Linked DNA regions of Homo sapiens: regions 2, 3 and 4 are each linked to region 1. The links are chromatin loops, found by intact Hi-C in ENCODE. Cell type or tissue: GM12878. All regions are shown on one strand. Region 1 overlaps LOC107984867 (a long non-coding RNA gene). Region 2 has its middle 450 kb from the start of GOT2. Region 3 has its middle 520 kb from the start of GOT2. Region 4 has its middle 350 kb from the start of LINC02141.

Region 1 (8,000 bases):
CTCCCTCCTCTCCCTCTCCCCCTCCCCCTCTCCCTCCTCTCCCTCTGCCTCTCCCTCCACGGTCTCCCTCTCATGCGGAGCCGAAGCTGGACTGTGCTGCTGCCATCTCGGCTCACTGCAACCTCCCTGCCTGATTCTCCTGCCTCAGCCTGCCGAGTGCCTGCGATTGCAGGCGTGCGCCGCCACACCTGACTGATTTTCGTATTTTTTTTGGTGGAGACGGGGTTTCGCTGTGTTGGCCGGGCTGGTCTCCAGCTCCTAACCGCGAGTGATCCGCCAGCCTCGGCCTCCCAAGGTGCCGGGATTGCAGACAGAGTCTCATTAACTCAGTGCTCAATGGTGCCCAGGCTGGAGTGCAGTGGCGTGATCTCGGCTCGCTACAACCTCCACCTCCCAGCCGCCTGCCTTGGCCCCCCAAAGCCCCGAAATTGCAGCCTCTGCCCGGCCGCCACCCCGTCTGGGAAGTGAGGAGCGTCTCTGCCTGGCTGCCCAGTCTGGAAAGTGAGGAGCCTCTCTGCCCGGCCACCATCCCACCTAGGAAGTGAGGAGCGCCTCTTCCTGGTCGCCATCCCATCTAGGAAGTGAGGAGCGTCTCTGCCCGGCTGCCCATCGTCTGAGATGTGGGGAGCGCCTCAGCCCCGCCGCCCCATCTGGGATGTGAGGAGCGCCTCGGCCCGGCCGCAACCCCGTCTGGGAGGTGAGGAGAGTCTCTGCCCGGCCGCCCCGTCTGAGAAGTGAGGAGACCCTCCGCCCGGCAGCCGCCCCGTCTGAGAAGTGAGGAGCCCCTCCGCCCGGCTGCCACCCCATCTGGGAAGTGAGGAGCGTCTCCGCCCGGCAGCCACCCCGTCCGGGAAGGAGGTGGGGGGTCAGCCTCCCGCCCGGCCAGCCGCCCGTCCGGGAGGGAGGTGGGGGGGTCAGCCCCCCACCCGGCCAGCTGCCCCGTCCGGGAGGGAGGTGGGGGGGTCAGCCCCCCGCCCGGCCAGCCGCCCCGTCCGGGAGGTGAGGGGCGCCTCTGCCTGGCCGCCCCTACTGGGAAGTGAGGAGCCCCTCTGCCCGGCCACCACCCCGTCTGGGAGGTGTACCCAACAGCTCATTGAAAACGGGCCATGATGACAGTGGCGGTTTTGTGGAATAGAAAAGGGGGAAAGGTGGGGAAAAGATTGAGAAATCGGATGGTTGCTGTGTCTGTGTAGAAAGAAGTAGACGTGGGAGACTTTTCATTTTGTTCTGTACTAAGAAAAATTCTTCTGCCTTGGGATCCTGTTGATCTGTGACCTTACCTCCAACCCTGTGCTCTCTGAAACATGTGCTGTGTCCACTCAGGGTTAAATGGATTAAGGGCGGTGCAAGATGTGCTTTGTTAAACAGATGCTTGAAAGCAGCATGCTCGTTAAGAGTCATCACCACTCCCTAATCTCAAGTACCCAGGGACACAAACACTCTGCCTAGGAAAACCAGAGACCTTTGTTCACTTGTTTATCTGCTGACCTTCCCTCCACTATTGTCCTATGACCCTGCCAAATCCCCCTCTGCGAGAAACACCCAAGAATGATCAATAAAAAAAAAAAAAAAAAAAAAAAGAGGAGTTGGAGGTAGAGACAAGTTAAGTAAAGCTTCTCAGTTATGACTGTTAAAGTGGTACATGAAGGATGAATAGGAGTTCATAAGTTAATCAAAGGGAAGAGAGGGTTCTAGGGCACAGCATAAACAATAGCAAGGAAAAGTATAGCATCTTCAGGGAACTCCAAGTAAATTAGATTAGAGCCAGAAGAAATGGGTAAAATAAGGAGGAGAAATGAGAAAAAAAAACACAATTCTCATAAATGTTAGGTTGCAATTTTTTGAAATGACCATAATGGAGTTATAAGCAAACTTGAATAAAATATTAATGTCACATAAGGATAGATCACTTGTTCATTTTTACCTAGTTTGTGGCAAAACTAAACCTAGAAGCTGTCTCCCAACTCCAAGTGTGGTGCTCTATCCTCCAGACCAGTGGTTCATAAACAAGGGTCCCAGGACTAACAGTTTCAGCACTACCCAGGAGATTATTAGAAATACACATTCTCAGACTTCGTTCCAGAACTACTGAGCGAGAAACTCTGAGGATACAGCCCAGAAATGTGGGCCTTTAAAAGCCCTCCACCTGATTCTGAATTACACTAAAATTTGAGAATTGCTGCTCTCGACCATGTTGTGATTTTCACATTCCCAAGGAATTTTCACGAAGGAAACTAAAGGAAAAGCAAAGATTGCCTCTTTTTTTGGTCAATTGAGAAAACAGCCTTATGTTCATAATAAAACTCTATCAATCAAGGACTTTGTGAAAATGGTATGAAAACGTTCTGCTTGAGGGAGTCCTTTGATGGCCAATACCCTAGCAGTCACAACAGGTTCAGGTGGCTGGAAAAATCAGTTACAGATGTCTTTTAGGTGCGAGCTATGTGAAGACCCAAGAACAGGTGCCCACCAGTGTACCTGCTGGAAGGAGTAAGGAGAGAGAAAGAAAATTATAAGAAATGGAAGAAGATGGTCACCTCTTTTCCCTAGAGTTTACTAAATTTATACTTCAAGAACTCAAGTAAGTCAATTCTCAACTTTGCAACATTTTAGAGTTTAGGGGAATGTGAACAAAAGTCTATTGGGTCATTTTTACCGTCACTCACCCCTGTGTTCTCAGTGCCTGGCTCAGTTTCTTGAATATAGTATGTATTTAATAAAAGATTGTTAACTATATAGATGACATAATTAGTACACAGAATAAACTAATGTTTTGAGTGTATGTCTACAGACGACTAACCAAAAAAGTTAAAAATAGACTGAAAACAAAAATTAAAGCTGATTTTATATAACTGAACATAAAATGTTTGAAGAAATGCAGTCTGAACACAAAGGTTATCGCATTGATTTTTCTGAAATTAGAATCATTCTGCATCCAATCAACCTGCCTCTCTGTTGCTGACATCCACCATTGAAGAGATGAAGAAAAATCTCATTTGTGCCAGTATCTGGCAAACTAGCACAAGTTAATTAGTCAATTAAACTATCAGTGTAATAGGGAATGTTACAAACTAACATTAGCAGGTTAAGAGAGGCGAGCTGTATAATTCATAAAGAGAAATACAAGTCCACAACAGGAATTCAGATGTAGCTTAAATAAAGATGAATCGTGGCAAAACTGAATTAAAGACAGGGTCTGAGTGACCTCTAGTGTTACTGAGAAGAATATTAAGAAAGTAAAAGAAAATAGCCCATGATTCTGAATCCTAAGTGTGTGTGTGTGTGTGTGTGTGTGTGTGTATGTGTGTGTGTGTTGTATAAGCTTCATTGCAACATAGTTATCATTTCATCCATTTAAAAGTCAACTAAGAAACAACATGTAGAATTTCACATTTCAGTCTTCATCACTGAAACTCTCTGTTCTGACTTACCGACTTAGTATTAAAATGTCTTCTTTTGTATATATACAAAAGTTTGAGATCTCAGCCTTACTACTCAAATGCCTTTGGGAAAAACAGTCTTGTATTAAATGTTAAATAACACAAGGTTTCCCAGATGATATTGGGAAAAGGTCAAGGGAATACAGAGAAGCAATAAAGTCATTCCAATTTTAATGTTCAGAGAGAATGCTTACATTCAGTTGCTTCACCTTCTAATGTATGCATTGATTTTTCTAAAAGCACAAGCTCTGATCACCTTCAATCAAGATTCTTCAAAACCCTCTGATTACCTACCAAATTAAGAACCCATTCTTAGGTGGATTATTCAAGGGCTTCCATGAAATGATCCCCATGACCTTCATTTCCTCTGAAGAAGGCACTGCTGTATGTCACCACACCAGTATCATTCCTGCACATGCAGACTTCTCACATACTAATGTCTTTTTTAACTTCTAGAATTCCACAAACCTTTGTGTAAAGATAGTCCCAAATCTTGGAAGGGCTTGCAGCTTATTTTTAATAATGTCCTGATTTCAACTCCTATTTCTATCACCTGCTAAATGTGTAATTTTTTAAAAATTGCTTAGCCTAACTTAACTCAGTTTGATCATCCCTGATACAAGGATCATGAATATATTACCCCCACTACCACTGCATAACAGAAAGTAAAGAAGGGTAGAATGAAATCAAGGTCAAATACCATCTCTGTCATTGATTAACTTTGGCATTCTGAAGAAGACTGTCACTGTCTTAGTTCCAGTTTCCTGTCTATAAAACAGGTACAATTATAACCAACTTTATAATATTAACATGAGGATTAAAAGCAGATGGCTTATATGAAAAAGAACCCAGTGTACCCTAGGCACTCAATAAGTACTTAACTCTGCACACTCTGGGACCAGTGCTTCTGCCCAACTCTTCCATTTGGGGTAGGGGCATGGATGTTGGGTGAGGCCATCAAGCTTTCTAGCTGAAGTTTCTGCTTATCCTAGACCTCCTTTTCCTATTGCAAACGTAGGTCAAAGATTCAAGAAGATGTTAATAGCACATCTAAGGCATGGTTACTATGGGCCACCTGATCATCACATTTAGTTTTCACCTACAGTCTTGACCTCTTGTGTCTTCTGCTATAACTTACAGGATGGCTCATTCAGCTCTAAGCTATATGCAGTAAAATTATTTTAGCCATAGTCTTGGTCTAAGCCAGGCTCAGGGTGAAAAGTTAAAACAAAGCTTTATTGTATGGTTCCACTAATATGAGATGCCTAGAGTTGTCAAACTCATAGAAACAGAAACTAGAGTGGTGGTTTCCAGGAGTGGAAAGTGGAAAGTTGTTTAATGGGTATACAGTTGCAGTTTTGTAAGATGAAGGTTCTGGAGACCAGTTGCACAACAATGTGAATATATGTAACACTACTGAACTATACACTTAAAAGTGGTTAAGACTGGCCGGGCTCTGCAGCTCATGCCTATAATCCCAGCACTTTGGGAGGTTGAGGCGGGAGGATGACTTGAGCCCAGGAATTCGGGACCAGCCTGGGCAATATAGCAAGACCCCATCTCTAAAAAATTAAAAATTAAAAATGTTTTAAATGGTCAAAAAATGTTTTAATTGGTACCAAAACAGAGATATAGACCAATGGAACAGAACAGAACCCTCAGAAATAATATCACACATCTGCAACCATCTGATCTTTGACAAACCTGACAAAAACAAGCAATGGGGAAAGGATTCCCTATTTAATAAATGGTGCTGGGAAAACTGGCTAGCCATATGTAGAAAGCTGAAACTGGATCCCTTCCTTACACCTTATACAAAAATTAATTCAAGATGGATTAAAGACTTAAATGTTAGACCTAAAACCATAAAAACCCTAGAAGAAAACCTAGCCATTACCATTCAGGACATAGGCATGGGCAAGGACTTCATGTCTTAAAACACCAAAAGCAATGGCAACAAAAGCCAAAATTGACAAGTGGGATCTAATTAAACTAAAGAGCTTCTGCACAGCAAAAGAAACTACCATCAGAGTGAACAGGAAACCTACAGAATGGGAGAAAATTTTTGCAATCTACTCATCTGACAAAGGGCTAATATCCAGCATCTACAATGAACTCAAACAAATTTACAAGAAAAAAACAAACAACCCCATCAAAAAGTGGGCGAAAAATATGAACAGACGTTTCTGAAAAGAAGACATTTATGCAGCCAAAAGACACATGAAAAAATGCTCATCATCACTGGCCATCAGAGAAATGCAAATCAAAACCACAATGACATACCATCTCACACCAGTTAGAATGGCAATCATTAAAAAGTCAGGAAACAACAGGTGCTGGAGAGGATGTGGAGAAATAGGAACACTTTTACACTGTTGGTGGGACTGGAAACTAGTTCAACCATTGTGGAAGTCAATGTGGCGATTCCTCAGGGATCTAGAACTAGAAATACCATTTGACCCAGCCATCCCATTACTAGGTATATACCCAAAGGATTATAAATCATGCTGCTATAAAGACACATGCACAAATATGTTTATTGTGGCACTATTCACAATAGCAAAGACTTGGAACCAACCAAAATGTCCAACAATGATAGACTGGATTAAGAAAATGTGGCACATATACACCATGGAATACTATGCAGCCGTAAAAAATGATTTGAGTTCATGTCCTTTGGAGGGACATGGATGAAGCTGGAAACCATCATTCTGAGCAAACTATCACAAGGACAAAAAACCAAAGACCGCATGTTCTCATTCACAGGTGGGAATTGAACAATGAGAACACATAGACACAGGAAGGGGAACATCACACTCTGGGGACTGTTGTGGGGTGGGGGTAGGGTGGAGGGACAGCATTAGGAGATATACCTAATATTAAATGACAAGTTAGTGGGTGCAGCACACCAACATGGCACATGTATACATATGTAACAAACCTGCACGTTGTACACATGTACCCCAAAACTTAAAGTATAATAAAAAAAAATTATGAGATGAAATTCATTATCCCTTAAACACAACTTCTTTAGGCATCTCCATGACAGGTCACATAACACACAGTGAGCTTGCATGCAAGCATACCAACACACACAGAATAGGAAGGGTAGTTTGTTTGCTTTGTTTGTTTCTGTTTGTTTTGAGACAGAGTCTCCCTCTGTCGCCCAGGCTGGAGTGCAGTGGTGCAATCTCGGCTCACTACAAGCTCTGCCTCCCGGATTCAAGCGATTCTCATGCCTCAGCCTCCTGAGTAGCTGGGATTACAAGCATGCACCACCATGCTCAGCTAATTGTTTGTGTTTTTAGTAGTGATGAGGTTTTGCTATGTTGGCCAGGCTTGTCTCAAACTCCTGGCCTCAAGTGATCCACCCACATCAGCCTCCAAAAGTGCTGGGATTACAGGCCTAAGCCACTGTGCCCAGCCTCTTTATTTTTAACATAAACAGAATTACGACATGAGGTAGGATAGTTTTTGTCTAATAACATAATTTTTCTAACTGGCCCCACACCAATATCACAAATTCTACATTATTTTGACCCCATGTTCAGGATGGGAAAGAGTACACCTCCTTGAATGCCACCTAACATATAAGAAAAGGTTTTGATTCTAACTCATTTGGCTAAAAGTAAAAGGAATAAAGGGATCCACATTCATCTTCCACCTAGAGCAACTTGGGCAGAACCTGGGATAAGGCCCCAGTATAAATAGCTTTGAATTCCTTTCAATTATTACCAGGATTTTGTATGATCCTTAAAATGATTTCTCAACAACAGTTAGCAGCAATTCCTGATACTCCTGAAAACTTAGAGCAAAGGAAGGAGTCCCAAAGCCACCTCCAGACCTGTGGCCCTTCCTGCTGAATATGCTGGGGGGAAAAAAAGGAGAAAAAGCTAAAAGTCTGCACTGCTGCTTTCTCAGATTGGAAATTCCAAATTACTTTTTTTTTTTTTTTTTAATTTTTTTTTTTTTATTATACTCTAAGTTTTAGGGTACATGTGCACATTGTGCAGGTTAGTTACATATGTATACATGTGCCATGCTGGTGCGCTGCACCCACTAACGTGTCATCTAGCATTAGGTATATCTCCCAATGCTATCCCTCCCCCCTCCCCCGACCCCACCACAGTCCCCAGAGTGTGATATTCCCCTTCCTGTGTCCATGTGATCTCATTGTTCAATTCCCACCTATGAGTGAGAATATGCGGTGTTTGGTTTTTTGTTCTTGCGATAGTTTACTGAGAATGATGGTTTCCAATTTCATCCATGTCCCTACAAAGGACATGAACTCATCATTTTTTATGGCTGCATAGTATTCCATGGTGTATATGTGCCACATTTTCTTAATCCAGTCTATCATTGTTGGACGTTTGGGTTGGTTCCAAGTCTTTGCTATTGTGAATAGTGCCGCAATAAACATACGTGTGCATGTGTCTTTATAGCAGCATGACAAAAGCCAAAATTGACAAATGGGATCTAATTAAACTAAAGAGCTTCTGCACAGCAAAAGAAACTACCATCAGAGTGAACAGGCAACCTACAACATGGGAGAAAATTTTC
Region 2 (8,000 bases), 340 kb before region 1:
AACTTGCCTTCACATTCCCTACATCACTTGATTTTCTGAAGCCTTTGGTTCTTTTCCTGTCTTTGAGTTGAATTACAGCTTGAATTCCTATCATCGTCTCTGCTTAATTCCTGAGGCCATCTTTATACGTGCTGTCTTTGTGGCCTCCAACCTGCCTCCAAGCCACACATGTGTAACCAAACCAAGTAGTCTTTTTAAAAACCTTGCACACATTTGTCTTGATTCCTTGATAAGAACTAAGCCTGAGAAGTCTACTTTATATTCACATTCATCCACGCTTTCAAACTATTTTCCCTCCCTTAGACTTGCCTATTTGATTGTTAAGGAACCTAGCCAATCATACTAAAAGTGTTCAGAGAGAAAACTGTATGTGGGCCTGAATTTGTCAGAGTTGTTTTCCATGATTAAGCAGGCCTTGAGCATGACGTTAAAAATGGAGGGATGACTTAGATCATCAAGAAATGTAGAAAGAATATAATTTCATTAAGGGGTTGAAGGTGAAACTATCATAAAATTCACATTTCTTATTTTTCAGTAATAGGTGTTTTTACCTAAAATTTAAAATAAAAGATAGACTTGCCGGAAGTGGTGGCTCATGCCTGTAATCCTAACACTTTGGGACACTGAGGTGAGCAGATTGCCTGAGCTCAGGAGTTCGAGACCAGCTTGGACAACATGGTGAAACCCTGCCTCTACTAAAATACAAAAAATTAGCCAGGTGTGATGGTGTGCACCTGTAGTCTCAGCTACTCAGGAGGCTGAGGCAGGAGAATCATTTGAACCCAGGAGACAGAGGTTGCAGTGAGCCAAGATCATGCCACTGCACTCCAGCCTGGCCAACAGAGCAAGACTCCATCTCCAAAGGGGGAAAAAAAAAGATAGACTTATATCAGGCATATACGCTGCCCCAGGCATTTTTCTGTGTATTTATATATGATTCATATTGATAACTAATAGGCTTTGGATAGAAATGCTAGCTAAAAGATGGAGACTCCAAGGCAAGCTAAATGGCAGGACAGGCTAAATCCAATCTTTGTACCTTGGAGGCTTTTTCCCATCACAAGACAGATGATGTAAACCTAGCAGAAATGAAGTCTTAAAAAGATAATTACTTATGGAAGACTCTTTCTCAAATGCAAATTGATGCCTGGAGCAGTTACCTTAATGCCCCCCTCCACTCTCCCATACCACTTAGTACTTTCTGGAGAGCTTTTCTACACTTAAAAAATAACATTATTGTAATTTTAACTGTATTTCAGGGGCATTGAAGAAAGGACCTAGATGTTTACAGCTTTCAACTTTTTAAAAAACCCAAGTACTCCCTAGCTGTGTTGATTATAAGGTTGTTTTTTTTTTCTTTCAATTCTTTATTCTAACTTACTCTTTGGTATCAAATTTATGATGACCACCATCAATTAAGCAAAAATTTGTTCTGCTGTCTGCCATTTGCCTTTCAGCTGTATTTTCACTGCTATAGACTGAATGTTTGTGTCTCACACTCCCCAAATTTATATGTTGAAATTCTAACTCCAGTGTGATGGTATTAGGAAGTGGGTCCTTCGTGGGTGACTAACTTATGAGAGTGGCGCTCTTATGAATGGGATTAGTGCCCTTCTAAAATAAATTCCAGAGAGCTACCTCACTTTTCCACTATGTGAGAACAATGGCAAAAAGTCAGAAGTCTGCAATCCAGAAGAGAAGCCTCACCAGAACTCAATATGTCGTCACCCTCACCTTGGACTTATGGTGTCCAAAACAATGAGAAATAAAATTCTGCTATTTAAAAGCCAGCCATTGTATGACATTTTGTTACAGCAGCCTGAACTGATTAAGAGAGAAATTGGTGCTGAGAAGTGGGGGTGCTGCTGTAACAAATACCTAAAATGTGGAAGTGACTATGGAACTGGGTAATGGGTAGAGGCTGGAAGAATTTGGAGGTGCAAGCTAGAAAAAGCCTACATTGCCTTGCATTGCCTTGAACAGACCATTAAAGGATATTCCAATGACAGCTTAGGAAGAAAAGAGGAGACCTATGAAGAAAACCTCAATCTTCTTAAAAGAATATCTAAGTAATCATGAACAGAATGTTGATAGAAATAGACAGTAAAGGCCAGGGGCGGTGGCTCACGCCTGTAATCCCAGCACTATGGGAGGCCAAGACAGGCGGATCACAAGGTCAGGAGATCGAGACCATCCCGGCTAACACGGTGAAACCCCATCTCTACTAAAAATACAAAAAATTAGCCGGGCGAGGTGGCAGGCGCCTGTAGTCCCAGTTACTCGGGAGGCTGAGGCAGGAGAATGGTGTGAATCCGGGAGGTGGAGCTTGCAGTGAGCCGAGATAGCGCCACTGCACTCCAGCCTGGGGGACAGAGTGAGACTCCGTCTCAAAAAAAAAAAAAAAAAAAAAAGGAAATAGACAGTAAAGCCCATGGTAATTAAATCTTGCACAGAAACTAGGAACACACTATTGGAAACTGGAGAAAAGGTGATCCTTTTTATAAAGTAGCAAAGACCTTGTCTTTATGTCCTAGTATTTTGTAGAAGGTATTTAGCTGAAGCTATTTCTCAGCAAAGTGTTGAAGGTATGGCTTGGTTCCTCATGAATATATATATAGCAAAAAGTGAGAAAAGAGAAATCACTTAGACTAAATTATTATGCAAAAATGAATCAGAACTAAAAGAATGAAAAATATTCCAGTCTATCCATATTGCAAAAAATGAGAATGATAAGGATGTGGCCAAGTGTTGATAATGAGATTCATTTGGATTAGCCATCTCAATAAAAGCCAGAAACAATTCTCCAAGACAATAGGAAAATAACTCTGAAGACAATTCAGAGACCACCAGAGCTGCCACTCCCATCATAGACCCAGAGTGTGAGGGCTCAAGGGCCACAGTAGTTTCAAAGGAGGGGCTGCCATCACCTGTAGGACCCTGGCATATGCTGGCTCAGCACTGCCTAACATCAGGAGCACCACTGCCCATACTCTGGTGCTGTGCTCCTCAGTTGTCCCAGGGGCAGCTTCAGCAGGCCACAGTGTGGTGCAAGCTACAGTGGCAGCCCCTCCGAGGGCACAAGCAGCAAATTCAATCTTTGGCAGTGTCTGCATAGTGCTGGTGCACACAGTGCACAGGCCAGAGGGCATAGATGCCTCCACCTAGGTTTCAAAAGACACAGCCACCTGAAGCCATAGAATAGTGACCTCTTCCTAAGAAACTACAGGAGTAGGGGCCCAGGAGACAGCCACAACCAGAGCAGGGCCCAGACAGAGGCACTGTAGGACCTTCCCATGGAGCCATGGGAGGTGACATCACTAACCCAGTGGGCCTTCAGGTCAAAGCATTAAGCCAAAGAGAATTATTCTTTTTTTTTTCTTGCCCTCACAGTAAAAGCTAAGAAAAGGAGAATTATTCTTGAGCCTTAAGATCACATGTCCAAACTACAAGACAATTTCCACATGATTGTAATTTGGACTACAAGACAAACTCCATGTGATCTGTTACTCCTTCTTTTCTATTTCTCCCTTTTGGGATGAAATTGTCTAGCTTATGCCCATCTCATTATTGTACTTTGGAAGCACATAACTTTATTGGCTTCATGGGTTCACAGCTGGAGGGCAATTTGCCTCAGAATAAATCATACCTTGAGTCTCATCCATACTTGATTTAGATGATATTTAGGTGAGCATTTGGATTTTAGACTTTAGAGTTGTTGCTGGAACAAGTTAAGACTTTGGAGGCTGTTGGGATGTAATGAATGTATTTTTATGTGATAAGACCATGAATTTGGGGGGTACAAGAGTGGAATACTATAGATTGAATGTTTGTGTTTCCCAAAATGCATATATTGAAATCTTAAGCTCCGACATGATGGTATTAGGAAATGGGGCCTCTGGAAGGTGATCAGGTCATGAGAGTGGAACCCTCACAAGCAGCATTAGTGGCCTTATGAAAGAGACCCTGAAGAGCTCCCTCACCCTTCCACCATGTGAGGACACAGTGAAAAGACATGAACAGGAAGCAGGCCCTCTTCCAACACCATATCTGCTAGCCCCTTGACCTTGACTTTTCAGCCTGTAGACTTGTGAGCAATAAATTTCTATTGTTTTTAAGCCACACAGTTTATGGCAGCCTGAACAGACTAAAACTATCACTACCTAATAGTCATTCATGTAGAATGTTAGCCTAAGAGCAGGGCTCTGGAACAAATCCGTTTGAGTTAAATTCTCAGCTCTGTCACATGTCACAATAAGAGTATGGACACATTGCTTAGCCTTTTTGAGTTTAAAGTTCCCTATTTGTAAAATGGCGATAATAATAGTATCTCCATCACAGGGTCTTTTAAAAGCTTAAGTGGAGTAATATTTATAAAATGCTTTGGAAGTTTCCTGACACATAATAAGTCCTTTTTGTATGTTATCCATTGTAAGTACCGAGATGTCAAAGTGAAGAGGGCAGGAATTTTTGTCTGCATTTTTCACTATTGCGGCTGTAATACCTAATACAGTTCCAGTGCAATGAATGAGAGCTCTTGTGCACAAAAGCATTTGCACTGAGAGAATAGGAGGAAAATTATAGGTCACCTAGACTAGTGGTTATCAAAGGAGTAACCTTGGGGCAATTAGCTTCTCCTGGGAACTTGTAAGATGCAAATTCTAAACAAGAAGAGCCAAGATGGCCGACTAGATGCAGCTAAGAAGGGCTTATGCCACCAAGAGACCAGACCATCAAGAAGACCAGCACACTCCGAGCAGATCTTCAGAAGGAAGGCACCGAGAGTGGACAAAGAGAGCACGCAGACCCTGGGCTGAAGTGGGAGGAAGCTGGGAAACCTGCATGGCTGAGCACCAGCACTCATTCCTGGCCCCAAGCAGCTCCTAAGAAAGTACTGAGTTAAATAGATGTAGAGTGGCTCACTCTCACCATAGACCTCCAGAATCCTAGCTGAAGGAGACCCCATGACCCCTACAGACATTTGAGCTGGCAGCAAGAAATGCTTGGAGAGTTGGCAGTGACAGGACTTTACCCTGTGCAGAGCCCAGAGGGTTTGGCTCAGGAATACCTGCAATGGAGCATGGCCTGGGACACCCATCCCCCAAAGTTCACCACACTTTTCTTTTCTTTTCTTTTTTGAGACGGAGTTTCACTCTTGTTGCCCAGGCTGGAGTGCAATGGTGCAATCTTGGCTCATCACAACCTCCACCTCCCAGGTTCAAGCAATTCTCCTGCCTCAGCCTCCCAAGTAACTGGGATTACAGGTGCCCACCACCATGCCCCGCCAATTTTTTGTATTTTTTAGTACAGATGGGAGTTCACCATGTTTGTCAGGCTGGTCTTGAACTTGTGACCTCAGGTGATCCTCTCGCCTCGGCCTCCCAAAGTGCTGGGATTACAGGCATAAGCCAAGTGTCTTTGGTCTTTGTTGACTGTTGAACCTGGACATAACAGAGCTATCCTGCTAGAGGGATGGGGCCAGTTTGATCTGAGCACCCTACTGTCTGATGGCCTTTCCCAGGGTCTCTGCCTGGCCTCACCCACTCACAACACAGCCTCAGATGCTCAACCAGGGCACTTCCCAGTAGTCAATGCCATAGCTCCTTCACCAGTAGATACTGTCTAACCATCAGAGAGCTTCTGCAGAAGAGCCCCTGCCGACATGCACCTGCATGCAGCCTCCCTGCTCCATTTTGCCAGTGCATACTTGCCTGTAGCCTCCCCTACCACACTGCTGCTGCACATGCATGCATAAACCTAGCCACCCCACCACCAACAGTGCACATGTGTGGACCTCACCACCCTACTGCCACTGGCACAGGCATGCACGCAGACCGTGCAACCACTGCCCAGCCCCACCAGCATACATGAGCATACGGACCACATCACGCCATCATTCAGCCACCCCGTTGCCACCAGCATGTGCGTGCACATGGACAACCACTGCACTAGTGCCCCACCACCACCAGCGTGCACATGCAAGTGCACATCCCACTGCCACCACCCCAACGAAGAGCCTCTGCCAGCACCTGTCATCAGAGTGTTGTTGCTGGCAGACTGGGAACACTTCAGCACAGCAGGTACTTAACCTCTAGGAGCCAGAGAACAAAGCCATGGGCCTGGTTCCAGCCCCTCAAGGTTAGAGCACACAGCCCAGGAGTGCTAAGGCAACGCTTGACCCCCATCCAGAAGTGAAGTTAGTTGACTAAACCCAACTTATACTGCAGTCAAAATCATAAGGGCATTAAAAAACATAAAAGCCAAAAGACAGCAACTTCAAAGATAAAAGGAACATCAGCCCACAGAGATAAAAATAAAACAAAAGAAAACAAAAAAAAAAACAGTGCAAGAATTCTGACACCTCAAAAAGCCAGCATTTTTCTTACCTCCAAACAATCACACTAGCTCCCCAGCAATGGTTCTTAGCCAGACTGAAACAGCTAAAATGTCAGACACTGAATTCAGCATATGGATGGCAACAAAGATCATCAAGATTTAGGAGAAAGTTGAAACTCAATCCAAGGAATCTAAGGATTTCAATAAAATGATATAGGAGCTCAAAGACAAAATAGCTATCTTAAGAAAGAACCAAACTGATCTGGTAAAACTGAAAAACTCATTACAAAAATTTTGTAATGCAATCAGAAGTATTAACAGTAGACTAGATCAAGCTGAGGAAAGAATCTCAGAGCTCAAAGATCAATTCTTAGAATCAGCTCAGTCAGGCAAAATCAAAGAAAAAAGATCAAAAAGGAATGGACAAAACTTCTGAGAAATACGGAATTATGTACAGAGACCATGCACCAAAAGACACATGCATGCAGCTTTATTAACAATAGCAAAGACGTGGAATCTACCTAGATGCCCATCAATGGTAGACTAGATGAAGAAAATGTGGCACATATACACCATGAAAGACTATGGCACCATAGAAAGATGAAATCATGTCCTTTGCCACAACATGGTTGCTACTGAGGCCATTATCCTAAGCAAATTAACACAGGAACAGAAAACCAAATACCACATATTCTCACTTATAAGTAGGAGCTAAACATTGAGTACACATGAACACTAAGAAGGGAACAATAGACACTGGGGCCTACCCAAGGGTGGAGGGTAGGCGAGGAGGGTGAGGACCAAAATACTACCTACTGGGTACTATGCTTATTACCTGGGTGATGAAACAATCTGTACACCAAACCCCTGAGACACACAATTTACCCATGTAACAAACCCACACATGTACCCCTTGAACCTAAAATAAAAAATTGGAAATAAATAAATAAATAATATTTTTGCCACAAAAAAATAATTTTTAAAAAATGCAAATTCTAGGCCCTCACTCCAGACCCATGAAATCAGAAATTCTGGGAGCAGAGTCTAGCAAGTTCTGTTTTTAAAAGCTCTACTGGTGATATCTTCAGTAACTAAATATTGTCTAACACATAATAGGGGCTCAATACATAATTGTTAAATATATTTTTTCATTTTATTTTTGTAATAACATGGTTATTAACAGTTATTTTGTAATAACTATGTTAAAATTCTATTATTCCAGAAAATTATACATGAATATTTAACTAAAGACAAGACACTAAATTCTGCTGCTGACCAAACACATCAGACTCAGGCTTCATGAATTATGCCACTGAAGTAGCTCTAATGGCCCAATAAAGTAAACACATAGTCCAGGGAATTTCAAGGTGAGTTGCAGTACTCTGTGTGGTTTAGCAAATATTTACTAAGCATTTACTACAAACCAGCACTTGTCATACATAATCTTATTGAATGCTTGTGGAGCCCCTACAGGATACATTGATTCATTTCTTTACTTTAGAGATGAAAGCCTTGAAACTCAAAAAAGTGAAATAACTTGCCCAAGTTCACAAAACTGACAAGTGGTAGAGCCAAGTACTGAAGACAAAGACATTAGACTCTGAAGATCAAATCTTTAACCACTTCACTATGTGTTCATTTAATAAGCCATGTGTGAGTACTCTGTA
Region 3 (8,000 bases), 410 kb before region 1:
ACAAGCCCCGCCCTCCAACACACACTCTCCAGCTCTGTGACAGCACTAGTTCAACTAGGCAAGGCAGAACCACAAAAACCACAGCTTTGCTTCTGCTACTAGAGGGTGTTCACTTGATTTGGAGTTTAAAAACTTCAGTTTAAAGAGAAAATCTTAGAGGCAAGCAAATAGGGAGATAGTGCTCCCGCTAGCCTGAGATTGTGGTCCTGTTTGGAGTAATAAATGGACTTAGGGAAATAAGCTGAGATAAGCTTGATAAACTCGTCACACAACCCAGATTGATGCAAGGATGTGCACATGTGCAGCAGAGACGGGAGAGGGTTTAATCCACATGTACGTTGCTGGTTAGCAGACACTGTGTGCACATGCAAAGAGATGCAGAAAATCTCAGCAGAAAGTAAAAGTCTGACCAGACTTTAACATGGCCTGAAGTTTTTAATGTATTCCTGAGTCTGGAAATCCATCCTCAGAAAGTGGAAGCCTTGCTGGTTGAAAGTATTTGAACACAACCTCCGACCAATGTTTTGACTAGTCACTTTGCAGACATAGAGGCTAACCCTAGGAAGAGAAGTTTAAAAAATAGAAGTGACTGGGCGCCGTGACTCACGCCTGTAATCTTAGCACTTTGGGAGGCCGAGGCAGGCGGATCACTTGAGGTCAGGAGTTGGAAACCACCCTGACCAACATGGTGAAACCTCGTCTCTACTAAAAACACAAAAAAATTAGCTGGGCATGGTGGCGGACGCCTGTAATCCCAGCTACTCGGAAGGATGAAGGCGGAGAATCACTTGAACCTGGGAGGCAGAGGTTGCAGTGAGCCAACATCGTGCCACTGCATTCCAGCCTGAGCAATAGAGCGAGACTCCATCTCAAAAAATTAAGAAAAAAGAAATAAGAACAGAAGCCAACTAAACCCAACGCAAGCAGATAAAAGAAATAATAAATATCGGCCAGGCGCAGTGGCTCACACCTGTAATCCCAGTACTTTGGGAGGCCGAGGTGGGCAGATCACGAGGTCAGGAGATCGAGACCATCCTGGCTAACACGGTGAAACCCCGTCTCTACTAAAAATACAAAAAATTAGCCGGGCGAGGTGGCGGGCGCCTGTAGTTCCAGCTACTCGGGAGGCTGAGGCAGGAGAATGGCGTGAACCCGGGAGGCAGAGCTTGCAAGTGAGCTGAGATCGCGCCACTGCGCTCCAGCCTGGGTGACAGAGCGAGACAAAGAAAGAAAGATGAAAGAAAGAAAGAAAAGAAAGAAAGAGAAAGAAAGAAAGAAAGAAAGAAAGAAAGAAAGAAAGAAAGAAAGAAAGAAAGAAAGAAAGAAAGAAAGAGAAGGAAGGAAGGAAGGAAGGAAAGAAAGGAAGAATAAATATCAGTGAAAACTAATGAAATACTGAAAAACAATAGACAAAAATGAAAACAAAAATTGCTTTTTAAAAGATGAACTGACATGCTCTTACTTAAATTGACCAAACAAATAGGAGGGAAGGCTCACATTGCCAAATTCGGAGTGAAAGAAAGAATATCATTGCTGACCCTACATAAATTATAAATTTATGAGGAACTATTATCAACAACTTTATGACAACAACTTAGACAACTTAGATGGTATGAACAGATTTCTTAAAAAACTGAGATTACAAAACTATCTAAAGAAGAAATTGGACAATTCGAGTTGGACAATAACATATAAATGAATTAGTCATTTAAAATCTTCCTACACAGAAGATTTCACTGGTGAATTCTATGAACTATTCAAGGAAGAAAATATCAATCCTTTAAAAATTCTTTCAGAAAATAGAGAGGAAGGGGACTTTTCCAATTCATTCTTTGAAAATAATATTAGCTTTCTCTAAAGCCAAACAATGACATCAAAAGAAAATCCATATTTCTTATGAACGTAACCACAAAAATACTTAACAATCACAAACTGAATTCAGGGACATATAAAAATGATTATACACTATGCCATGTTGGGCTTATCCAGAAATATAAGGTTGATTTGACGTTCAAATCTCAATATGTAATATACCATATTAATAAAATAACAGACATAAATCAAATGATCATCTCGATAGATGCAGGAAAAGCATTTGACAAGTGTTCTGAGGAGTGTTCTATGAGTTTCTGGGATGACATTGGGAATGGACTGGCAGATTGATAAATTGGGTTTAGAAGAGTAGAAGTGGCAAATGTCCTTTCATATGGTGACAATGTGGAATTCTGAAAGGCAAAGGAGGTGAGGCCTACATCAATGGGACACTTACTGGCGGTGTTGCTTCCATTCCTGGATGACATGGTGATGGGTGGGGTTCCATTAGGTTTAGTTATGGTAGTTCTTCCTCCTTTATAGGCCTTCACATCTCCCTAGACACAAATCCATCCCAGAATTGGTCTCAGGTGAGACTCAGTCAACTGGTTCTTCAGAATCCTGACACTCAAGTAATTATTCTTTTTTCCCCCTTACCCAACTGTGTGACTGCCATCACTAATTTTAGAATGCAAATAGACAAGCTATTCTAATTCCCTTTCTCCAGGAAGCATGGACTATAGAATGTCTTAGTACAAATTCAAGTTTTATCATTTACAAAGTATAGAAAGTATAGTAAGAACTGATATCTGACTCTATGAATTAAATTTATTACTTGTTGTGTGACCTTACACTCTCTAAACCTCAGTTTCTATAGCTGTAAGATGACAATTATAAGAACAGTTACTACCTAAAAGAACTACTGTGAACATTAACTGAGGTAAGATATTTAAAGTGCATAATATGTATCTGGCACTAGTAAGAATTACATGAATTTTAGTTATTTTATTTTTAGATGTGATATTTGTCCCTGAATTTTAAACTTTTCACAGGCCTTCAAAGAGCTTTATATTCTGGTCTGAATCTTCCTTTTGAAATCCATCTCTTACTGTATATCTCCATTCACCATGAACCTCAGCCTAATTAAACGACTCAATCTTACTTGGACAGCATATAACTTAACTGTAGGAAAAACACTATGGCATCAACAAAGTTAAACAAACAGTCTCTTACATATTATTTTACATTCAGCAAAATGTAATTAAAGTGATTTAAAGATACTATGAATTTTTGACAGTTGTCTCCCCAGGGGACTGGCTTGATGTGATATTAAAATACGTTTTATTTTATCTACTGGAAATTCAAGAGGAATGCTCTCTGCAATTCAAAAGGGACGAAAATCTCAGAATAAAAAATTCATTTTCAATCCCTGCAGAGTTCATTATGAACAACAGAGTGCTAGAAATTAAAACATTTGAATGCATTTAATAAGGTTCTATAATGGAATGACATTCATGTTTAGATAGATTCTCTAGTCTTTCTCCCTCTTTCATCTCTCTAAATTCTATGGTTAGGGAAAAAGTGAAATACTGATGTGATTTAATTGGTTAATTATGGCTAGATTCATCAGCAAAGTAAGAGAGCTGAAGCAATTATCTAGATTATTAAAGTTTAGAAACTGTCCTTCCCCCTGATATCTTGATATCCCAGTCAAAGTGGGTCATGACTATTACATTAATTGAGACCAAACTATTTGTGGTTGCAGGAATGTGCATGCTTAAAAAATAAAACTAGAGTATTTAGGCCAGAATTAATTGAATCAGAAGAGGAGATTAAGGCAACATAGAAAGTTACTTAAATTTTTAACTTTTTTCATCTTCCTTCATATACTATACTTTAACTAAATTACCTATATAATACTGAAAGAAAAATACTTTTGCCTAATTATTCATAGAATTAGCTTAAGGCCATTCATCAATAAAATGTGTGGTATTTGTTTTGAAATATTTTTTAAATGGTTTTGAAATTTTCGAAAAAGAGTTTACTATATAATTCATGTTACTCTTACAACTGAATATATACTAGTAAAAAGAAATCCTCAATATCGGTAATACCTTATTTTCAGTTTGTTTGTATAAATGTGGATTGATTCCCTTGATCAACTTTGGACACAGCCATATTCCACCTTTAAATTACTTATCTTTATGCAGCTGAGTAAGTTTCAACATAAGGCTAATCCAAAGAAAAACATGTATGTATTTTTCCTGTCTCTTATTATACAACTTCTGCATTATATTATTTTTAAATATCAAGGAAAAATAAACTTCAATAATCTGATTATTATGATAATCAGAATTTGGTATTATCTACACAAACTCTTTGTCCTAATTAGTTTCTTTTAGGAAAAATTACATTATCCACACACATCTAGTAGTTACGATTTGACAATCTGTACCTCATATAACCAAATTTTATTACACACACATTTCTTATGTTATTGGTCAGGAACTTAATTGCTGTGAAAAGCTCTGGGAGAGGCTTCAGATGGACTTTTGAATAATCATGTCATCAGGAATTTGACATGCTTACTCACCTATTAATTCTAAATTCTATTGTGTAAACGTCTCATTCAGACAGGCTGCCCTTCTTGGTGTTCTCTGTAATTTCTACATTTACAAAATATTTTTTCAGTAACTCTTGAATAAAAACAAGTGGCTATTTTAAATAACACCAACAGAAGTTCCAATATTAAATCCCGCCAACTTGATTTAAGTTCCATTTTCCATTTCCCAAGCAAGTAGTTGTGTCCACAGATTTGCAATGCTTGGCTAACCTAGATTGAGTTGTATGTTGACTCCCATACTGGTGTTGGGATGAGCCTCACTCAAAGTGCCCTGTATTAGTCAGATTTTGCTTGATTATCCGGCAATAACAAAGACCTTAAAATCAAAGCTCACAACAACAAATGTTTCTCATTTGTGAAATTTGTGATATCAGCTGTGGATAGACTATGGCTCTGTTTCTGGCCATGTATCTTCTCCATTCTGGGGTCTAGGCCGAAGGAACCACTCTATTTGGGACATGCCACATTCAAGGTAGAGAATAAAGAGCAAGAGTTTTTTTTGCTTGTAAATGACTTGAAGCTTCGGCCTCGTACTGATATATGCTACTTCTGCTTACATTATATTGACCAAAGCAAGTCATAGGGAAAAGCCTAAGAATGCAGTAGGGAAATATTAAATAACACTTCTCCCACTGAAAGAAACCATCATGGCAATGGATAGGGGTGAGAATTCTTGTTCCTAGAAAAAAGAATACATTTAGGATAATAATACAATCTACCACGTACATACTTAAAGAGTCAGAAAGTTTCATTCCACAAGGAGATTTCCTACAAAATTACAACAGATTTCCACTACAATCATCTACTCTCACACTCTGAAGCTCCAGCTGAACTTTCAGTGCAGAGTATCTCTCAGTCCTAAGAGACTTAACATTAAGGTCGCATATGTGAAAGATTAGTCAGAATGCTGGGTGTCCCATATAGGCTAGATAGGGTGATGTGTAGCAACATTAAAACAAGAAGGAAAAGATGTGCTTCAGGAGCTATTTGTAAGCACAATGTGGAAGATCCAGAGTGAATAACTGGACAACAAAACTTAAAATCTGAGCTGAAACAAAACAGAGGTATATCTACATAGATTGATTTAGCAATTTGAGAACAGTAAGTGAAAAATACAAAGTGAAAACAGGAAGAATGGCAAGTTTAGGACTAAACTCCAACATGCTGTTCAGTTTAGCAATTTAGTAGTGCTTCTTTAGAACTTTAGCACTAAAGTATTAAAGTACTTCTTTTTTAATGTAAACAAAACATTATTATAAGTGCCCTTTCTTCCAGATTCCCTAAACTTTTTTCTTGGACTCAGGGACTAGTTTCCTTCTTATTCTATGTATTTAATCTCTGTCTAATTGATCTCATTGATTGATATCTAAGATCTAACTGATCTATGTATCTAACTAATTCAGGACCATTTATCACAGTAGGACCCTTTTGGTAAATCAATTGGCCATATGTAAATGAGTTTTTTCTAGGCACTCTAATTTTCCCTATTTAAAAATAAAGCTTTTTAACCTTGTATTAATGCTGCATGGTCTTGTTTACTATTGCCAGCAACTTTTGATCAAAAATGGCACCCTTTGATTAATTTAAGCATTGGTCCAATTAGTTATTCCACAATGGGAAATTACTCACAATTAAAGAACTAAACAGCAGCGAACACATTATCCAGGTATTGACAAACAAGATACTTATGCCCAATAATAAAGCTTTTAGGCAGGCAAGAAATTTATGTGTGACAGCTCTTCATTTGGAAATCACAATATGTGACCACCAGCTCTAGGGTTACCATGCTAATTTGGATCTTAAGGAATCATGGTGATGAAAGAAAGCACTTTTTTTTTTTTTTTTGAGATGGAGTCTTACTCTGTCACCCAGGCTGGAGTGCAGTGGCATGGTCTTGGCTTACTGCAACCTCTGCCTCTTGCGTTCAAATGACTGTCCTGCCTTGGCCTCCAGAGTAGCTGGGACTACAGGTGCCCACCACACTGCCTGGCTAATTTTTGTATTTTTAGTAGAGATGGTGTTTCACCATGTTGGCCAGGCTGGTCTCGAACTTCTGACCTCATGTGATCTGCCTGCCTTAGCCTCCCAAAATGCTGGAATTAGAGGTGTGAGCCACCACTCCTGGCCTGAAAGAAAGCACTCTTCAGGGGAATGTTCTTGCAGCTGATTGTTGATAGTGTATACACCAGAAAATCAACTGGACAACTCGAAAATAAAAATGAGACATAAAAAAAAAGCTGCTCTTTTCTCAGTAAAACTGATAATTACAGAGCCATGCAGTTTGTTCTGCTACTTACATTACCCATATTTCATAATCAACATTTTGAGGGCTTTTAACACTTTAACTGTTTTGCAATTGATCTGATTCTTCTAAAGAGTTATGTATTTCTGAGATGAGTTTTTTTTATTTGTTGATTGCCAACAAGCTGCAAACAATAATATGTAAAGACACCTGAGTTAATTTGAGTGGCTTTTCCAGGGCTTCTCAAGCTTTAATGTGCATATGGTTCACCTGAGGATTGTGTTACACTTCAGATTCTGATTCAGTAGGTCTGGAATGGGACCTAAGAGTATGCATTTCTGATAAGTTGGTCTGCTGTTGATCAGCTCACAAGTTAAACATCATGTCAATGTTGCTGGTCTGCAGACCACACTTAGAGGAGCAAGCGTTTACACAGAAACTTGGAAATATTAAGTCAGCAGCAGGCTGGGCTTGGAAAGTGGAATACAGGCACCGTTGGGAGGACTGGAACCCCATTTTTCAAGGACTGGCAACTCACTGACTTAAACTGAGGATTTTATGTACTATCAAATAAGAGAAGCCTTACTATGGGTCTCCGCATCTTTGCCCCTATGCTATTTGAATCCTAATCACCTCTTACCCCAATCAGTAGAGCAGCCAATTGACCAGTCTCCCTGCTCCCTCTTGTGTCTTTTTAAAGTTCTTTCTCAGGCCAGGCACAGTGGCTCATGTCTGTAATCGCAGCACTTTGGGAGGCTGAGGCTGTCTATACTTCATAACTATCCACAATCTTTCTGCTATTGCTACATTTTTACTTCCCTTGGACCTTTGTTTGTTTTGTCTTTTTGTTTTTTTGTTTTTTAAGACAGGGTCTTGCTCTGTCACCCAGGCTACAGTGCAGTGATGTGATCGTGGTTCACTGCAGCCTTGACCTCCTGGGTTCAAGTGATCCTCCAACCTCAGCCTCCCAAGTAGCAGGGAACATGGGCACATGCCACCATGCCTAGATAATTTCTAAATTTTATGTAGAGAGACAAGGTATCCCTGTGTTGCCCAGGCTGGTCTCAAACTCATGGGCTCAAGTGATCCTCCCATCTCAACCTCCCAAAGTGGACTTTACATTTTTTTAAATCTTTGCATTGCCACTTCCTTCTACTGCTTGATAGGTAACACTCCATCTCTGAGTAGATGCTTCAAAGGGTGGCTTCCTAGTTCATTTAGAAAAACATACTAAATCTTTGATAAGGCCTTAAAAAGGGACATAATCTCTTAATGTCTGATCAAACTTTAGTTCCTCACCTATTTAATCAGGCGGCCAAAGTG
Region 4 (8,000 bases), 1.4 Mb before region 1:
TGCATGCCATTCACTCCATTGCTAACCACTCTGTGAAGTCTTATTATGCACATCTTACAAATGAAGCAACTGAGGCTTATAGAGTTTCAGTATTTTCTTTAGGAAAACAGCATGTTAAGTGTCATCGCCAGATGCAAACCAGAAGCAGTGTAGTTTCCACTACTAGAATTTGTCTTTAATAAGCCCATAAACAGTCTTAAAACACTTGACAAGTCTTTGTGGATGCCAGTTATAAATGTAACTGGTCATTTCCGTCTAGAGAAGATGGTAGGGCCAATTGTCCAGCGTGGAGCACGCCCCTCATCACAGAACAGACATTTGATCATCTGAGTCCTGAATCAGGTGGAAGAACAGAGAAGCAATAGAAATCCAAATATGGTGGAAAAGGGGGAAAGTGAATGTCTGCAAAAGTCGTATCTTCTGCTTTCCAACCATGCCCAGACATTATTTAGAAACCTGACTAGGAATCCTCTGCAATACTTATTGGTCTTTGTACAAGGTGTTCTCACTGTCTGGTTTGGTTTTAACTTAATTCCATTCTACTGGCTAAGAAATTACTCTACCTTCTATTTTCCTATGCTTATTCATTCAGCCATTGTTTATTGAGAATCTCCTATGTGCTTAGGTGGTCTCACCATTGTCTTTTATATATACTTCTGTCATAGAACTTAACCAATTGTTGACATATTTTTGTCTTCTTTTGTATGAGAGTTCGTTTCTTGGATAATTTTAATTCCTAGGGATTCAGCAATGTAGAAGACACAAATTCAGCCCTTGAGATATTTGGGGTGCTTGTTACTAGGCACTTAGGCAAGCTGATGATATGAATGGATGAATGAATGAACATTTAGATTAGCCAACTGGATACTTTTGGGAACTTAAAGAAGAAAAAGTTCACATGATGGTCTGGTGACCTATTACAATTATCTGATAAGAATAAGGGAAAGCCTTCAAAATATCCATTTGCACACATTTAAAATCAAGTGTTAAATGCTCACATAGGTGCTAGAGAAAACATAGTCAGTCTATTTGGATGCAGAAACTCTTCCTCATGTGAATAGGACATATTAGTAGTGGCAGGGCAGAAGAATCAATTCCTTTATTATTTAATGTGTGCAGTAATTGGGGCTCATTTTAATCTTCTGTGAAACTGTGAGACAGATTGATAGCTATTCAGTGCAGACATAGAAAATGGCTTTTGACTAAGCTACAATCTCTACAGAAGGATGAAGGAGCAGACTAGTGTCTAGGTATTGGTTTAAAGTTTGAGAATCACTTTAAGAATATTTGGGGAAATGCAGGTTACCAGGCCTACTACAGGGATTAAGCTTTAATAGATCTGCTTTATGAAGTTAGAATCTATGTATTTATGTTTTTATTTTATCAGATTCCTAGGCAACTGTAGCACCAATTTTGGGACGCATTTCTTCATGCATGAGGACCCATGAAGTGTGATTAGACTGATGAGTGCCCAGGGGACTGTTGAACTATGCCACTAAAGAAAAAAAAAAAAGATTTCCAAAAAGTATTTTTTCCAAAGAGTATTTTCCCTTTTCAATCTTGAGAAAGATCTGCAGAGCTTATTCTCTGCATTGCTAATGAAGGCAGTGCTTTATATTAAAGGTTCCCTGCTGTGGAGCTAGCAACGTCAGGACCAGCCTCAGCTTTTAAGTGTTAATGATCATCAGCCCTTCTTTCCCCAGAGGAGTGAAGCAAGTTTCTCTGTCCTCTTTAGGGTTTCTCAGCACCAGACTCCAGTGTGGGCCTGATATTCTGGGAACTGTCAGACAGCAGAGGCCTTCCTCTAAGGTGTAGATTTGTTCTCCAAAATCAGTCTCTCACCTTTCCTGTTTGCTGCATGTAATCCGGGGATTAATGATGGAATCCTTCTCCAAAGAAATGTCTTTCTGAAAATCTGTGAGTACATTTAGGGTGTGAGAGACTGATAGAAAGGCTTGTAGTGGGGTAGACTGGTTCAAAAAGGGATTGGCTAATGACTAGGTGTCTAACATTTGCTACTTGATACCTTCAAGTTTCCCCCTCTGTAAAATGAGAATAGTAAATCTGCCCTTAAAAAGTTAATTCTCATAATGTGCACATATACATTGATTGACTTTTACGGACCAAGCACACTGCTAGGAAGGGCTATATGTTTATTAACAAAGTGTGCTTGGATGGGCTGCCTGTTCATAAAGAAACAGTCAACATCTCTGCCTTTTGGAATTTGGGAAGAAGCCAAGGAGTGCTGATATAAACAGCCAGATGCCCAATTTCAAATTATGATAACTTTTGTGAAGTAAGAGATGCAATAAAAGATTATATCAAAGGGTAAAGGGCAAGATTGGAATACTTAGAATGGCAGAATCTTCCTGGGGAAGTAACTTGGGGGAACACAGTTAAGCAAACAAAGAGCTGGAGGAGGCATACAAAACAGAGGAAAACGTGAATAAGGTCCTGAGTTAGTGGGGACTTCACCAAGGAGAGAAAAGGAGAAAAGGCCAATGGCACCAGGAAAAAGCAATACGTTTGGAGTTTGGAGAGCTGAATGGCGGCACAATCATTAACGGCCTAAGGAGCCAGAGATAGGAATTTGGGTTTTATTCTAAATATAATGAAAAATTATTTAAAGGGAAAAGAATATTCCAATTATGAGAGTGACATTAAATATGACAGTTTCTCATATATAATAGGTATTCTATAAATAGTAGTTCTTCAGAAGTCATGATTCAGATTCCCAGTATAACTAAGTTTCCGTCCCTGAACATGACAAAACAACAGAATCACATTGGTTAGGGAACTCATCAAATTATGGACTGTCACATAAATTGGAACAGCCCAATCTTTACAGTACTCCAGTTCTCAAATCCGTGACTTGATCATATTTCCTACAAATGCTGAAATAAATAAAAGGGCATTGTTTCAAAATATAGAATGGGAAAATAGGTACTTAATGAATGTTGAGTGAAATAAAATATTTTTAAACAAAACATTTTTATATACAAAATCACTTTAAAGCCTATATGGAATGGAAAATTCCTAAATACCTTCTCTGTTAATTTCATGGTGGATATCATTAACCTAATGCTTGCTGATGAAGAGGGTATGCTTCAGGGTGGTTAAGTAACTTTTCCAATGACATCCAACTAGTGAATGAGAGCTGGGAAGACCAAGCAAGCCATATCACTGTTTCTTGTATTTACAAGTTTAAATTCCTAGACTGCAGAGTTCCTGTAGTTTTCATTTGAAATAGAAAACAATGCAAGTAGTAGAAAAGAGAGCAGGCTGACTAGGCAATTAAATGTAAAGTTACCAATAATTGATAGCAGGTAAAAAGATTATGCAAGTGAGCTGTGCGCTGTGGCTCATGCCTGCAATCCCAGCACTTTGGGAGGCCGAGGCGGGCAGATCACCTGAGGTCAAGAGTTCAAGACCAGCCTGGCCAACATGGTGAAACTCAGTCTCTACTAATAATACAAAAAAATTAGCCAAGCGTGGTGGTGCACACCTGTAATTCCAGCTACTCAGGAGGCTGAGAGGCTGAGGCAGGAGAATTGCTTGAACCAGGAGGCAGAGGTTGCAGTGAGCCGAGACTGGGCTATTGCACTCCAGCCTGGCTGACAAGAGCAAAACTCCCATCTCAAAAAAAGAAAAAAAAAAAGATTATGCAAGTGAAATATTTAGTATTTTGACTGGCCTAATGACAACAGAAGACAACAAAACCTCAACTCCCATGGGACTAAGAATGGGATTAAACCAAATCGCCTACATTTGAATAATAACAAAAATCTTACTTGGTTAAAAATTAGTAAGGCTATTCCAACTAGAAATTAAATCTAGTGGTATTTAGCATTTAAAATAGAATAAAAGGGCACCCTTACTCTTCAAATAATATCTAAACCAATCCCCCCTTTCAGTTCATGCTTCTGGATTTAACAAGGCAATCTTAATTTATCATCATAATGACTCACAACGATGATGTTAGTAACCATGCAGTGTGAATACATGGTGAAAGGCAGTTTAGAAATTGTAATACAAAGAAGAATGATGCATGAGATTTCTGAATAAGATGAAAAGGACAGCTGCTGTTGAATCAGAAGTCCTGGCTCTGCTGTATGCATGGCATAGGTCCTTGTTCAACTGAAAAGCAGTTGGCCTCAGTTTCTAGCTGCCCTTCCCCAACTATAAAATATGAATAACACTCACTTCCATAAGATAATGAAAATGAAAACACTTTTCAACACCATGATGGTGTTTGTTGCTACATTTAATGAATCTAAATTACTTATTTTTATTTATTTTTTATGTTTTTAGGAGCAGAGGTTTAATAGGCAAAAGAAAGAGAAAGGAGAAAGGAAAACAGCTCTCTCTCTAGTGAGAGAGAGGGGACTTCCGAGAGAAAAAAGGCCCTCTAAATCACTTTTTAAAAACAATTCCTTTAACAGGGATATGAAAAACCATGTAAAATACAAATGTCAGCAATAAATGTAGATGTTGGAGTCACATATCCTTCCTCCAAATAGTCAATTCTCTTCAAACGATTTGCTTATTGGTGTTACTGTTTTTTGTTTTTTATTTTTTCCCTCCCTTTTCTTTTTTCTTCCAATCACAGATATCAAAGATGTGTTTCTTCATGGAAGCCAGCAGGTGGCTCTCTGGTGTACTACTGCCAAAAACAAAAAACAAACCCCTCAAATCCCCAACTTTCTTATAATCAATCCACTGTGAAAATTTATAATAATCCCCAAAACGGACAGCTAGAAAGCTCACATACAATCATTACTAACATCACAACCCTCCTTTAGTGCACTAACTTCAAAGGTGAAAAACAGTAGTTTAATTTCTGTTCAAAACTCAACAAGCTAGAATGAATTTCTCACCATTCTGACAGCTTCGCATAGGGAGGTAATTTGTTTTTTTCCTCCTCCCTATAGTAAATAGTATCCATTAGAACAAACAAATGACAACAAGCAAATTCAACGAAGAACACAAACATGAATACCTAAAATGGCAGAGTTTATGTTTCTGGAGGACCAGTATTAATAAAGTAAATGACACGAGTTTAGTATTGATTTATTTAAACTCATTATTGTCCTTATAGCATTCATTTCATAAATCTCAAAACAACTTTGAGCCAAACTCTGCTGAAGTCATATTGTTATAGGAAAGGGGTCCCGATCCAGACTCCAAGAGAGGGTTCTTGAGTCTCATGCAAGAAAGAATTCATGGAAGCCCGCAGTGCGAAGGGAAAGCAAGTTTATTAAGAAAGTAAAGGAATAAAAGAATGGCTATTCCATAGACAGAGCAGCCCCGAGGGCTGCTGGTTGCCCATTTTTATGGTTATTTCTTGATTATATGCTAAACAAGGGGTGGATTATTCATGCCTCCCTTTTTTAGACCACATAGGGTAACTTCCTAAGGTTGCCATGGCATTTGGAAATTGCCATGGCGCTGATGGGAGTGTAGCAGTGAGGACGACCAGAGGTCACTGTCATTGCCATTTTGGTTTGAGTGGGTTTTGGCTGGCTCCTTTGCTGCAAGCTGTTTTATCAGCAAGGTCTTTGTGACCTGTATTTTGTGCTGACCTCCTATCTCATCCTGTGACTTAGAATGCCTTAACTGTCTGGGAATGCAGCCCAGTAGGCTTCAGCCTCATTTTACCCAGCTCCTATTTAAGATGGAGTTGCTCTGGTTCACACGCCACTGACAATTTTAATATACATTCAGTCAAACTTCTGGTCAGATATAATAGATTAGTGTGTAGTTTCTGATAACTAATCATTATCCCCAGGTTTCATAGGTATGCCATGCCATGCTCACTACTCAATTGAATATATTATACTCAGAATCAGGTTCGTGATTTACAAGATATTGATCTAGGGGAATAGATTATGATATTATACCATGGATCTCTGAATTTGAGGCACAAACTGCAGTTTGGATAAAGACTGTTTAAAAGACAGTTATGTATTTAGATTTTTAATCATTACTAGCTAGAACAGATTATCTCCAGCCACACATTTGTTTCTGCCAAAGGAACTCAGAGTTTACTGTAAATATGGTTTATTAGGAAAGAAATGCTACAATTTTGGGTGCTACTCAAGGCTGGTAACTTGAATGAATTAATTACTTATGGCTTTAAAGTTAATTCTTACTTGAGGCTTTATAATCATACATATTTTAACATCAAAAGCTTGATAGTAAAAACTAAAAATGATTTTTAAAAACTCTCACAGTATTCCAGATTTGAAATGGAGCAGGTTATTTGTGTGTTATTTTGTAAAGGAAGAAAATTAACTATCCTAGATATTAAGATAGATTCCCTTGGGGAAAAAAAAGAAAAAGGAAAGTAAATATGCAGATTTTGGCTTCCCATCTAGTTGTGGAAGTTACAGTGATATAGTTATGAAACCTGCTTTTTCTTTGTCTTTTTTTTTTTTTTTTTTTTGAGACGGAGTTTCACCATTGTTGCCCAGGCTGGAGTGCAGTGGCGCGATCTTGGCTCACCGCCATCTCTGCCTGCCGGGATCAAGCGATTCTCCTTCTTCAGCCTCCCGAGTAGCTGGGATTACAGGCATGCACCACCATGCCCGGCTAATTTTGTATTTTTAGTAGAGATAGGGTTTCTCCATATTGGTCAGGCTGGTCGCGAACTTCCTACCTCAGGTGATCCACCCGCCTCAGCCTCCCAAAGTGCTGGGATTACGGGCATGAGCCACCATGCCCGGCAAGACGAAACCTGGTTTTTTAAGATTCATAACCATGCTGTAGAATCAGCACATCAGATTCCCCACCCCGACCCGCTGCCACACACACAATTACTGACTCCTTTGCTCAGGACCGTCTGGCAATCTTTTTACACCATCCTTCTTATCAAGGCAGCTAAGAGTTACATTTACAGGCATGTACATCTGCAAACTCAGTCTTAATCAGTGACCAAAACTGTTACAGTAGGAAGTGTCAATTGAGACAAATGATGAGACAAGTCTCAATTATTTTAGGAGGTTTATTTGTCAGAGTTAAGGACGTGCACCTGTGACACTGCCTCAGGAGGTCCTGATGACATGTGCCCAAGGCAGTTGGGGCACAGCTAGGTTTTATTCATTTTAGGGACACATGATACATCAATCAATACATGTAAGAAGTATGTTGGTTCAGTACAGAAAGGCGGAGACAACTCAAAGCAGGGAGGGGCTTCCAGGTCACAGGTAGGTGAGAGAAAAATAGTTGCATTGTTTGAGTCTCTGCTAAGTCTTTCCAAAGGAGGCAATCAGAATTTCACTCACGTCCGTGTGAAGAGACCACCAAACAGGTTTTGTGTGAGCAAGAAGGCTGTTTACTTCACCTGGGTGCAGGTGGGCTGAGTCCGAAAAGAGAGTCAGCGAAGGGAGATAGGGGTGGGGCCGTTTTATAGGATTTGGGTAGGTAATGGAAAATTACAGTCAAAGGGGGTAGTTCTCTGGTGGTCAGGGGCGAGGGGACACAAGGTGCTCAGTGGGGGAGCTTTAGAGGCAGGATGAGCCAGGAGAAGGAATTTCACAATGTAATGTCATCAGTTAAGACAGGAACAGGCCATTTTCACTTCTTTTGTGATTCTTCAGTTACTTCAGGCCATCTGGATGTATATGTGCAGGTCACAGAGGATATGATGGCTTAGCTTGGGCTCAGAGGCCTGACACAGAACATGTATCCATTTCTCAGTAAGCAGAGGGATGACTTTGAACAGAATGGGTGGCAGGTTTGCCCTGAGTAGTTTCCAGCTTGGATCTTACTTTTAGCTTAGTAATTTTCGGGGCCCAAAGTATTTTCCTTTCACCTCACCTAGTCAGACATAAACAGGGCAGGAGAGGTCTCCACCCTCATCCCCCCGGATCCAGGAATATCAGGTGACCATCAGGTGATGGTCAGGTGGTTGTTAACTGTCTCTCTAAACTCTCTAAAATAATAATACGTGCAGATGGCCCCAGGGAAAGGCAGCCTCCACATAGAGAAAACCTGAAAGC

Evidence for each region. Hi-C counts contacts between places; a loop is a spot of excess contacts. Peaks named below come from ENCODE experiments on the same cell type or tissue, not always from the same donor. Only the 100,000 strongest peaks of a DNase experiment are listed, where the experiment ranks them.
Region 2: it touches region 1 in a loop (2.8-fold over the local background); 2 of 110 quality-filtered maps call a loop at or near these places.
Region 3: it touches region 1 in a loop (2.7-fold over the local background); 3 of 110 quality-filtered maps call a loop at or near these places.
Region 4: a loop joins it to region 1, with 4 times the contacts of the local background. A loop is called at or near these places in 6 of 110 quality-filtered maps.

The regions. Positions count from the first base shown.
Region 1 is chr16:58,839,095-58,847,094 of GRCh38, reverse strand. All of the region lies in intron 2 of LOC107984867 (a long non-coding RNA gene), which reads right to left. Among named protein-coding and RNA genes, the nearest start is that of GOT2, 110 kb to the right of the region's middle. In GM12878, no CTCF peak of the experiment used is centred here; a DNase peak (open chromatin) is centred at 3,124.
Region 2 is chr16:59,180,101-59,188,100 of GRCh38, reverse strand. No RefSeq gene overlaps it. Among named protein-coding and RNA genes, the nearest start is that of GOT2, 450 kb to the right of the region's middle. In GM12878, no CTCF peak of the experiment used is centred here; no DNase peak of the experiment used is centred here.
Region 3 is chr16:59,251,877-59,259,876 of GRCh38, reverse strand. No RefSeq gene overlaps it. Among named protein-coding and RNA genes, the nearest start is that of GOT2, 520 kb to the right of the region's middle. In GM12878, no CTCF peak of the experiment used is centred here; no DNase peak of the experiment used is centred here.
Region 4 is chr16:60,200,405-60,208,404 of GRCh38, reverse strand. No RefSeq gene overlaps it. Among named protein-coding and RNA genes, the nearest start is that of LINC02141, 350 kb to the right of the region's middle. In GM12878, a CTCF peak has its summit at 4,648 (motif pointing right); no DNase peak of the experiment used is centred here.